Linked DNA regions of Mus musculus: region 2 is linked to region 1. The links are chromatin loops, found by intact Hi-C in ENCODE. Cell type or tissue: heart. All regions are shown on one strand. Links, peaks and the distances in the headings refer to the core of each region. The heading gives the core; the rest is flanking DNA. Region 1 has its middle 14 kb from the start of Gm29050. Region 2 overlaps Arid1b (AT rich interactive domain 1B (SWI-like)).

The links. Peaks named below come from ENCODE experiments on the same cell type or tissue, not always from the same donor. Only the 100,000 strongest peaks of a DNase experiment are listed, where the experiment ranks them.
Region 2: it touches region 1 in a loop (2.2-fold over the local background); 5 of 42 quality-filtered maps call a loop at or near these places.

The regions. Positions count from the first base shown.
Region 1 is chr17:5,394,788-5,400,161 of GRCm38, forward strand. No RefSeq gene overlaps it. Among named protein-coding and RNA genes, the nearest start is that of Gm29050, 14 kb to the right of the region's middle. In heart, for the core only: CTCF peaks have their summits at 2,848 (motif pointing left) and 3,051; a DNase peak (open chromatin) is centred at 2,814; H3K4me3 peaks cover 288 bases; H3K27ac peaks cover 377 bases; H3K27me3 peaks cover 490 bases.
Region 2 is chr17:4,998,805-5,004,178 of GRCm38, forward strand. The region is part of intron 1 of Arid1b (AT rich interactive domain 1B (SWI-like)); the gene reads left to right. Among named protein-coding and RNA genes, the nearest start is that of Arid1b, 6.4 kb to the left of the region's middle. In heart, for the core only: no CTCF peak of the experiment used is centred there; DNase peaks (open chromatin) are centred at 3,067 and 4,367.

The DNA.
Region 1 (5,374 bases), core at 135-5,134:
CCCCTTTCCAGTTCTCTCTCTCCTTCATGTTTGATGCTATTACATGGTTTCTCAGGCTTCTGTCCTCTCTGTCACACTGCCACTCAGTGACATCCCTCCCTCCCACCGGGATGGGCTTCTATCACCCCCCCCTGGAAACACAAGTCTTTAATAAGCTCCTTTTCTATAAGTTGTTTTGGGTCATGATATTTTATCATAGCACCAGGAGGATAGTGGGGTCTTTCTAGTCCAGGCTGTCTCCAAACTCAAGATTCTGGAGCAGCAGATTGACAGGCATCAACCTTTTCTGACATCCTGCCCTCACTCCCACCCCCACCCCCGAGCCCACCCGCAAGATCTCATGTACACAAGGCTGGGGAATGCCCTTGAACTCCTGCCTCCTCTCCAGTATCTACCTCCTGAGCATTGCTGTTCCAAGCTGTGTCACCGCACCCAGTTTTGTGCTGTAGCTAGAGACTGAGCCCTAAGGCCTAGTGTGTGATTGCCAGTCACTCTAACTGGGCCTCATGCTAACCCTTTGAACATTTCTTGGAACAGACTCATCCTGAGCCTCACAAATGGTTGAGAGATGTGTACTCAAGACCAAGACTCTCAGATTCTGCAGTAAAAAGACCCTCCACGGTAGTATCTGAGCATCTCAGGAGCAAAAAACACTAGAGTTTTAAGGCATCTTGATTTTGCAGGGGGTTATAAGTGATTCAATCTGGCAGCAGACCCAAGACCTAGTGGTAGGCGCATGCAGCCTGCTCACAGCGTGAGGGAATCGAGTTATATTGCCTGCCTTCCTCAGAACCTGCTCTGCTGGTCCTGTAGCTTGGGGAAAGGTACCTGAAGTCAGAGCCCAGGTGCCTTCGAGTGGGCGAGCCGCTCTCTTCCCAGGGTGTTGAGAGCTGGAGAGATAATGTGTGTGAAAGTGCCCGAGGCAGACGGCAGATGTTATTACTTGTAATTTACTAACCAAGAAACTGAGGCATTGAGGCCTTGCATGAACCCAGACTGGACTCCTACCTGGGAAAGAAGACGGTTGCAAATGAAAACACCCAAGGCTCCTTTGGCTCCTTTGAGCTCTCAAAGTGCCGTTCGGGGTAAGGAAGGTTTGCTGGTGCTGTGCTGCGTAGAGCACCTGGGAAGAAAAGACTCCTGGGATGAGATCCATCTTCCTGCAGTACCTTAGGAACTGGCCTGAATCCATGCGCAATAAAGAGGATGAAACAGGAAGCCAACCCCAGTGACAGTCACCCCGACACCCACACACTGCCTGGCAGACCTGCCTTGCAACCTTTTGCCTGCCTTCATCACCAACTCTTTATGTCCTGGGCCAAGGGACAAGGCCTGGGGGTTCTGGGTCAAGGCCATTGTTACCTGGCGGTACCGAGTTAGATCAAGGTTTAAGGTCTCTTGGGCCCTAAGGGAGTGTCTAGGAATACCTGGAATAATATTTCTCAATTCGAGACTGTCAACATTTGGAGTGACCAATTCTCTTTTTGGGGGGCTAGGGGAGTGGGTTCTGTTCTACCCGCCAGCAGCCATGGCATTTCCCCAGTCGTGACAACTAAAATGTCTCCAGCCAGGCATCACTGAATGTTGTCTGGGGGAGGCAGTCACCCTCCCACCCCTCCACGGCTCTCTGCCAGCGTGAGGAAAAAGAGGTGTGGAGTTCTCTGTGTGTCAATACAGAGTTCTTTTACATCTTTTCAGATTTAAATTCATACCAGATAAAGACACCCAGGAGCTGCAGAGGGACCAGGCAGGGATAGGAATTGGATTTTCCTAAAAAAAAAAAAAAAAAAGCCCTACTTTAGGGACAAGCCCTCAGATGACTCAGGGTGACAGGCTCACAGGGACAGTCCCTGGCCTGCCAGCCAGCCTACTCCCTTTCCTTTCAGAGTGGACAGCTCTTTTTTTTTTTTTTTAATTTCATTAGTGTGTGTGTGTGTGGTTGTGTGGTTGTGTTTCTGCATATGTACCCATATGCCATGTCTCAAGTGAGCAGGTCAGAGTCTGTTCCAGGGGTTCCACATGGATTCCAGGGATGGAACGAGGACCAGGCTTGGCGGCAAGCACCTTTGCCATATAAGCTACCCCAACAGCTCTTTTTGGGACTCTCAAGTGTCCCTTCAGTGCCCTTTGTTGGAAAAGCAAATTACAGTGTCGAGAGCAGACACCCACACGTGCAAGTGACAGGAGAATGTGGGGCACGCATAGCAAAATGTCAGTACTATTACTGATGGAGTAAAGATGGGGTTTCAGGTGGCTGTTAGTTTGGCTTGACATCCCTCCCCACCCCCATTTATTTTGGCTGGAACATGAAGTTGTTTGTACCAAGGTGATAGTCATTCACAGAGATCCCAAGGGAAGCACCACTCTGGTGGCAAAGGCCTTCGCCCTACAGATTTGTTACTGACTATGGAAGAGGCTTCTCCATACTGCGGGAGCATGAGATGAGAGGGAACCCAAACTCAGCAGGGTGACGGAGTGTCGCCAGAGAGGCTTGTCCTGGGAGGACACGGCCCACCCTTCTCTCCAGGTCATGGATTCCGGCAGTACCTACACCCACGCTTGGAGTGGCCTGTGCGGAAGATCTGGGGTGTGGTCAAGAACTGCTCAGCAGTGTGACCACCGGGCGCATAGGACGATCAGAGTTGAATGTGTCTTGGGCGACTCTAGAATGCTCTACTGGACTTAATTTTCAGGGTTCACGGAAAGAGCAGAGCACAGCCAGAGGCCCTGGCCTCCGGGCTGGGACAGCATCCCTTGTCTTAACGCGGTGGTGTCCTGGCCCGAAGCCCCACGTAGTATATCCACAGCAGCAGCAGCCAGCCCGCAGCTCGTCCGCCCTCTGCTGGCAGAAAGCCTGAATGACACTTGGCGTTTGCAGCTATATCAGGAAGTCCGCGCTGTGCCCTTGAAAACACAGGGAGAAACCTGGGCACAATGATAAAGGGGGACACAACTGACAGGGAAGGCGTAGCTTACTCGGAATGTCCTCGTGGGGCGTCCGAAAAGCGCGACAGGATGACTGCCTGTCCCAAGGCCCCAGTGGGTCTGTGAGTGACCTGCTCAACAAGCCCAGCTGGTGTGCCAAGCACCCTGCATTGGTGTACAGGAGCAGGGATGCTCATTTGGGGCAGCTTCGCTGAAGTGCTACAAACTGAGAGGCTTAGAGATCGTATTATTTTCAGAAATGAATTATTTCTTGTTTCTAGTGGATGCAAATCCAAAGTCAAGGTGTTCATAGAGCACTCTGAAGGCTCCAGGGAGGTTCACTAGAAGACCCTTCACCGCAGTTGTCCTATGTCGGTCTCCATGCGGCATTGTCCCTGGGCAGATCTATGCTTCTCTGTTTGTTAGTACAGTAGTTGTTGCAAATAATCAAATATAACTTCACCCGAATTTGATTATATCTAAAATGCCCCTGTTTCTAAAATAGGTTATAAGAAGGAGGGGTGGGACTTTACAACGACTTTCAAAGTCTCACCTCAAACATAGCAGATATGCCCAGCGTGCATCCGGGTATGGGGACTGTGAGCTGACCAACACTGAGGGTCTCCGTGACCAGGAAGCCTGAGTGGCCCATGGGCAGGCAATGCTTGAGGTGGGGACCCAGTAAGGAGAATACTTCCCTGTGGTAGGGGTTGGAACAGGAACTGCTTAACGATTTTATTTAGATCTCTAGGCAAGTGTAGGCAAAGATATTGCTTAAATTCACAAAATTAATAAAGATGGTCTTTTTTTTTTCTAGCTTTCTAGTTCCGTTTCTGTTGCTGTGAAAAAATATCACCACCCAAAGCGGCATAGTTCAGGAAGGGTTTATTTGGCTTTCGGTGACGGGTTAGAGACTACCATCGAGAGAGGTTAAGGGCAGCTGGTCAGATCCCATCCCTAGTCTAGAGCAGAGATACACGATGGACCCTTGCCTCTTTGTGCTCTTTCTTCTTAAACAGCCCAAGAGGCCCAGACCATGTGTCTGTCAGGTCTCAGGCCATGCGTACGTCCAGATGCTGCTAGCTCCCAGGCCCTCCCCACTTTTGCCTTGCATTCCAGCTTCCTGGACTACCAGGATGGTCCTCACCAGCCAAGAAGTAGCTGCAGAAGAGACTACACCATCCCTCATCAACAAAAGGCTGGGATGCAAGGTCTCAGGCTGTGCAAATATCCAGAAATGAGCTCAAACTGGATATATGGATTGCCTGAGACCCAACAGAGCTGTTCACAATGGGCTGGGTCTTTCTTCGTCAATAAGGAATCTAGACCTTCCTCCACAGACATGCCCACAGCTATGGCTTTGGCTATTGTTTTGCGAATACATTTTCAAGGCTGTTATTAAGAGAGAGCCATTTCTCATGTGGTGACACATCTCTGCTAATCTCAGCAACTGAGATGCTGAAGTAGGGAGATCTGTTTGAACTGTGACCCACAGTTAGAACTTGGTACCTCTCTAGGTAGCTGGCCTTCCATTCCTGTGGTTTAAAAGGAAGAAAATCAAATCCACCCAGAGGAGCCCAGGTAAGCTTGGTTTGAAGGATGGCCCAAGATGAGAGAGGTAGGTGTCTTAGCTAGGGTTTCCATTGCTGTAAAGAGACATCATGACCAAGGCAAGTCTTATAAAGGACAACGTTTAATTGGGGCTGGCTTACTGGTTCAGAGGTTCAGGCCATTATCATCATGGTAGGAGGCATGGCAGCATTCAGGCAGGCATGGTGCTGGAGGAGCTGAGAGTTCTATGTCTCATTCTAAAGGCAAACAGGAGAAGATTGCTTCCAGGCAGCTAGGAAGAGGCTCTCTCAAAGCCCATGCCCATAGATAGTGACAACTTCCTCCAACAAGGACACACCTCCCAACAGCACCACTCCTTGGGCCAAGCATATTCAAACCACCACAATAGATAACTAAGGTCATGGCAGAGGAATGAGTGAGCCATGGAGCTCCAGAGAGGGCAGAGGTAGTAACACAGGCCACCTGGCCAGGATCAGGGACAAACTGGATTCAGAGGAGTTGAGGTAGAGGCACCAAAACCTTGTCATTTGTGAAGCTGCAGACAGAGTGCGGCCGTTAGAAGCTTGTACCGCTCTTGAAGAGGACCAGAGTCCAGTCCACTTGTAACACCAGTTCTAGTGGATCGGACATCCTCTAAGGGTGCTACGCTCACGTACACAAATCCACACTCAAACACATGCATATGCACATAATTAAAAATTAAAAAATTAAAAAGAAACTTTATGAACAACTCTTAGGACTGAGCTTGCCTTCTAGATTGTGGTTAGGAAAGCAAGCAGGACTTCATGGTGGCCTACAGGAGCCATACCTGATTGGAGGGCTTCATGGTAGCCTACAGGAGCCACACCTGATTGGAGGTTGGCCTGTGTGTGCCCCC
Region 2 (5,374 bases), core at 311-5,310, 400 kb before region 1:
ATAGCTTTTTTTATCTCAGAGAAAAAAAGGGCAGACATATGACCTCAATTCACAGATTTCTTAGTTACCTTACCGGTAACATGTAGATTGTTTCTTTTCATACTTTTATTTTTTTTCCTTTTGTTTTGCTTTTGGAAGGACAGTATTATTTAGTATTTGTTATGATAGCTGTGTTAGGTAGCCACTTGTCCACATTATTAAGTTATGCCAGGCTATAGGTCATAAATTACAAAGTCATATTAAATAATGGAAAAATAAATCTGTTTTTGGCTTTTAATACATTTAGTTTCATTTTTGATTTTAGGCAAATGGTTTGTGTTGGATGGCAATTTTTTTTTATTATTTTTTATTTTTTTGTTACTGGGAATAAAACCTGCCTGTTGTTGAAAGAGGTCTTTTAAAGATTGAAATAAGCCAGTTTATGATTTTTTTTTTAAATGTAAGTATTTAGATAGAGCCAGTCTCAAAAGGAGTCCTAAGGACTGCTCACATATGTAAACTTTTAGTAAGTATACATTTGTCTTGAATTCTGTGTATGTTATTTTATTTTTAGTTTATAGATATAGTAAAGTGTAAGCTAGTTTAGGGTTACAAGGCAGGAAGCCCCAGGATTCTTCCTTATTTCTTAAAATGAAGCTAAGATATAGTGTCTTATAAGGTCAGTCCATCCCCTCTTCCACAAACCTTAGGTTGCTTGGTACTTCAGATCTTATCAAGATGCCACGATGGCCTACATTTGTATATTTGCCTAGGTATAGATGACTGTTATCTGGTTGGGTGAATTTAGTAGCCATGGCTCATACAAAAAGGCCTATTATTTAAGAAATAAAAACACCCCCCCCCCATATAAAAAATGTAGGATGTGTGTGTGTTTGTGTGTTCTGTTGTATGGGATGAAAATATTTGTAACTCAAAATCAGTTATGTTAGGTACCTTGATTTTTTTCTATTACTTAATTTTGACTATTTTTATAATAGTTTTAAGACAGCGAGTAGAAAATTAAACTCACATTAATATTAAGTCAGATTTATTCCTGGCATATGCTCTTCCCTTTATTCTAACTGGAAATAACCTTTCTCCTGTTTTCCTTTTGGTTTTGTCTGTCTGTAGTTAAGGATGCATTTTTGGCCAGGCTTTTGGTCACTGTATTTTTGTCCGCATCGCATCGTGTGAGAAATGTGTCCTGGATATGGGTATAACCCAGAGCACGCTTGGACACATTAACCAATGCACTCTAACCAATATCCTGCTTCCTCACTGAAGCCGAGAGAGCAACGTCTTCAGTGTGCTCCGAGAATACCAGTAATTCTGCTCTGAGAACTAATTTGAAAAATACAGGACTAGCTGCGGGAAGGTTTAGTAATCTTACCGCACAGCACACAGTCACCTTATAAAGAAATCAGTGTAACGGGGGTGGTGTTTTCAGTTCTGTTTCTCTTATTAAGGGAGCATATATTCCTTTATAACTTGGGCTGGTGTATGTGCAAAGGTGACTTCTGATAGGGCAGCGGCATCGATTCCCTAGGCTGCACACCAATGTTACTGTCACCATCGGCAAACCTAGAACAGGATCCTTTCTATTATTTAACCCTGTATTTTCCCAGCAGCGGTGACTTAAAATTTTACTGGGTCTATGAAATTTCCCAGCTTGTTCTGGGAGCAGCGCAGATGCACTTGGGTCTCGGCAGGTTTAGGGAGGTGGCCTATTGGCCTATTGGCCTATTGCTGGTTTTTTTTTTTTTTTTTTGCTATTGCTGTGTCCAGCTGTTGCTTGTTGCTGCCCAGGTCCTGGAGCCCTGTGTTCTGAGCCTTATTTTGTGACTCATGCCACTTTGATTTTGTAAATGTGATATTTATGTTTGATAGAACTGCTGTGTGTTACTTAAAACAACAGATTTATGGAAAGCTGAAAATGAATATTAATAAGAATCCCATTAATTTTTTGTGTAATATTTACATTTACAAAATAGATGTTTTGAAATTTTTATGGCACTATAGCAGAACTATTTTTACTTAAGGGGCCATAGGAAGTTTTGGAACTGGGGCATTGTGGCCTGTGTGTGCCTTTTCAGAGGAGTGCTCTTTTCCAAGAGGCTTCTGTGGTTCTCTGTGGCCCGGGAAAAGCATGCTACGTGCTTGCTGTGGATGCACCCTTGGAGCTGTGGATGCAAGCTCGCTGTGCATGCAGGTTTGTTGTATGTACAAGCTTGCTGTGTGTGCGCTCATTACTTTGTATGTGTGAATGCTGTGTGTGCACAATTGCTGTATGCATGCTTGGAGCTGTGGATGCGTGCTTGAGGCTGAGGAATCCCAAGGCTCAGCCCTTGTTCCCTGTGGTGTGGGGGAGGAGCACTGTGCAGAGCTGCACACACCAAGGTGTTTATGGATCACAGATGCAGAATATTTCGCAGTACAGTTAGGCCCGGTTTGGAGGCTATTTGCATAAGACTAACTGACCCTTTTTGGTTTAATTAGGTGACTGAATAATTAACACGCGTCGGAAACCTTGATGTACTTCAGTGGCTTTTTTTTTTTTTTCTTTTTTCTCTTAGAAGCTCAATGAGTAGAAACAGATTCAGGTATCATTAGTTACTACCTGAGTGTCCTTAGGAATCTGTTCAGATTACCTGTGCTTCCATTTGAACAAATATGTTATTGATATACATTTACTGTCATGGCTCACCGTTTACACCAAGTGAATTTACTGGAGTGTAATTACGCACGGCTTCAGTAAGGTTTCACCAAATGTACTTTACTTTTGAAGGTTTGTTATTATTATTCTTATTATCTTAAATTTAGAGGCAGTTGGATGTTCCCAGGCTGGCCTGGAACTTGCTATGTAGCAGACGATGACCTTGAACTTCTGACTCATCCCCCTGTGTGCCAGGGTTGCCAGTATCGGCTGCTAGTATAGTAGATTTTGTGTGTCCCTGGGATTGAACCCAGGGCTTTGTGTGTGCTGGGCAAGAACTCTACTCATTCGGAACAATTTTAAGCCAACTCTTTCTTGAAGTTGACTTAACTGTAAGTAGGACCCAGCACGTTGTTTCCAAAGTCAGCTCCGTATGGGTGAGTGCCAAGTATGTTAGGAGGCTACTGCTAGCATGACAGATAACTAATGGGGAAACGAAATTGTTTCTTACAGTGATGTTTACTTCCAGGCCAGGCTGAGCATCCACGGCAGACAATGGTGTCCATTGTTAAAGGCAGCAGACTCTGGAGTGACCTGTCAGTGGACAAGGGGCAGCCTGTGCTGACCTTTAGGGTGCTCTCTCAGCATTCTGGCCTTGAGGAAATACGAACGTGAGAGCCAGGCAAAAGTTCTCTCTTATTAAGCTATTCTGGAAGGGAGTCGAGTTTGATGAAATCTAGAAAATCCTGGATAACAGGACCACACCTTTTCTTTTTTGGAATAGATTGCTAGAAAATGACAAGTGTTTAGATGTGCATCTTCTTACACTGGTGAGGCATCGACAGTATAGAACTTGCTGCTTAACGGTTTGTAGGCATGGTTGGGTAGCACTAGGGGGTATCTCATTCATGCTGGCTTCTCTTCAGGCTCTTCTCCTTTGTAAATAGCAAAGAGGAGTTGCTTTTTCTCTGCTTTGTGTCAAACTTTGACCTTGCTGCCTCTCACTGCATGTTATAATTAGGCTTTTTTCAAAAATGCCATGTCATAGTTTATTAGTAAAAAGCCTTCCTCAGGTTCCACTCGGGCACCTGTGATGTTTTTCTTTTTAATCTTATTAATCGGTTGACTTCTTTTGTAACGTTGAGATTGTGGATTTGGTTTTTTCTGGAGATGTGTGATCATGTCATCATTGGCCATGGTATCATAAGGGAGAAACCTGGGGTGTTGTATGATTGGATGTGGAAATAAGCTGTCATGATTACTCTCTCTCTCTCAACCTCTCGCTCTTTTTAAAGATTTATTTACTTCTCTTTTTGTATATGATATATTTTGGCCATGTGGTTAGATCCTTTCCTATGGACAAGTAGGTTTGTGTATATGTGTGTGTGTGACAGAGAGGTGTGGCACACACATGTTTATATATTTTAACACTGCTGATCTTGTAATGTAGTTAGCTCTTGAGTTATGGATAGACAATATCAGATCCTTCCACTGTGTTGGGAAGCAGCAACATAGATGCGAACATTAGCATTTATGTGTGCTATGAGGTATGTGGCTGCCCCAGACACCCTCCTAGCAGCAAGTTATTTATAGAACACCCACATTTTAGCCAGTGCTGCGTAGACACAGGCAGTTGTGTAGGGCCCCTATTGCTCCCTTTTGGGTGATGCTGATGCTGCCAGGGCCTGCCCTGATACCTGGACCATGAGTGTTTGGGGCCTTGGGCTTAGAACTGGCTCATTTTAGCGGTGTGAATGGCAACTGTATGGTTTTGCAGAGTAGTGGCCTGATTTGGGGGGGCCGGGGATGGGACCTGGGAGGAGTGGATTGTGACAATGCAAGGAATTGCAGGTTGCTGTGCTGTGGCAGATGATGCCATCTCCCGGTCCTTCTAGTCAGTCACTGGCTTTGCGCCAGTGCAAAATGTTGCTCCGTTACAGAGGATAAAAACCCAAACTGGAAAATCGAATCATTATACAGAATGGTCTCTTCTTTTTCTCAGCTTTCTGCCTCACGCAGACTTTTGGAAACAGGGAACAAGTCTATTGGGGAAGCGCCTTAGCTGGCTGGGTATTTCTGGGAACTGTTTAGATAATGCACGCTGGCTGAGCAGTACGGCAGCCACTGCTCCAGGTCCTGAAATAAACCTCAGAAAGCCAGGTGCAGTGATTAGCGGAGACAGTTCCATATTCTCAATGTGGGTTTCTGGCTTTCTGTTGTGGGTGTCTCAGAAGTTCATTTACTCTTCAGAAATGATTGGGAATCCCAACATTGATCTAGGAGTTGATATCTAAGTTTTGAAGCATTACCAACTGAATTAAGAATCCATAGATTTTCTTTTTGCTGTTTATATGTAATTTTAAATAATAAATTCACTTTGCCTTAGTGAGCTATGGGTAACCTTGGAAGTGGAGGTAGAAAGTCTTGCCAAGTAGGTAGTTTTCTGAGGAAGCGGATTCAGGGACTGGCACACGTGTTCTCTTTAGTTCTGGGATGGTTTAGGGTTAAAGGAAGGGTGACCATAATGAGACACTCTCTCCTGATGGAGTCTAGCAGGCTGTGACTGGGAGTCTAGCAGGGCCATGGCTAGGGGTCCAGCAGGGCCATGGCTAGGGGTCCAGCAGGGCCATGGCTAGGGGTCCAGCAGGGCCATGGTCAGGGGTCCAGCAGGGCCATGGCTAGGGGTCCAGCAGGGCCGTGGCTAGGGGTCCTAGTTGTCAGGCGTGGGTACTTGTTTTCTCT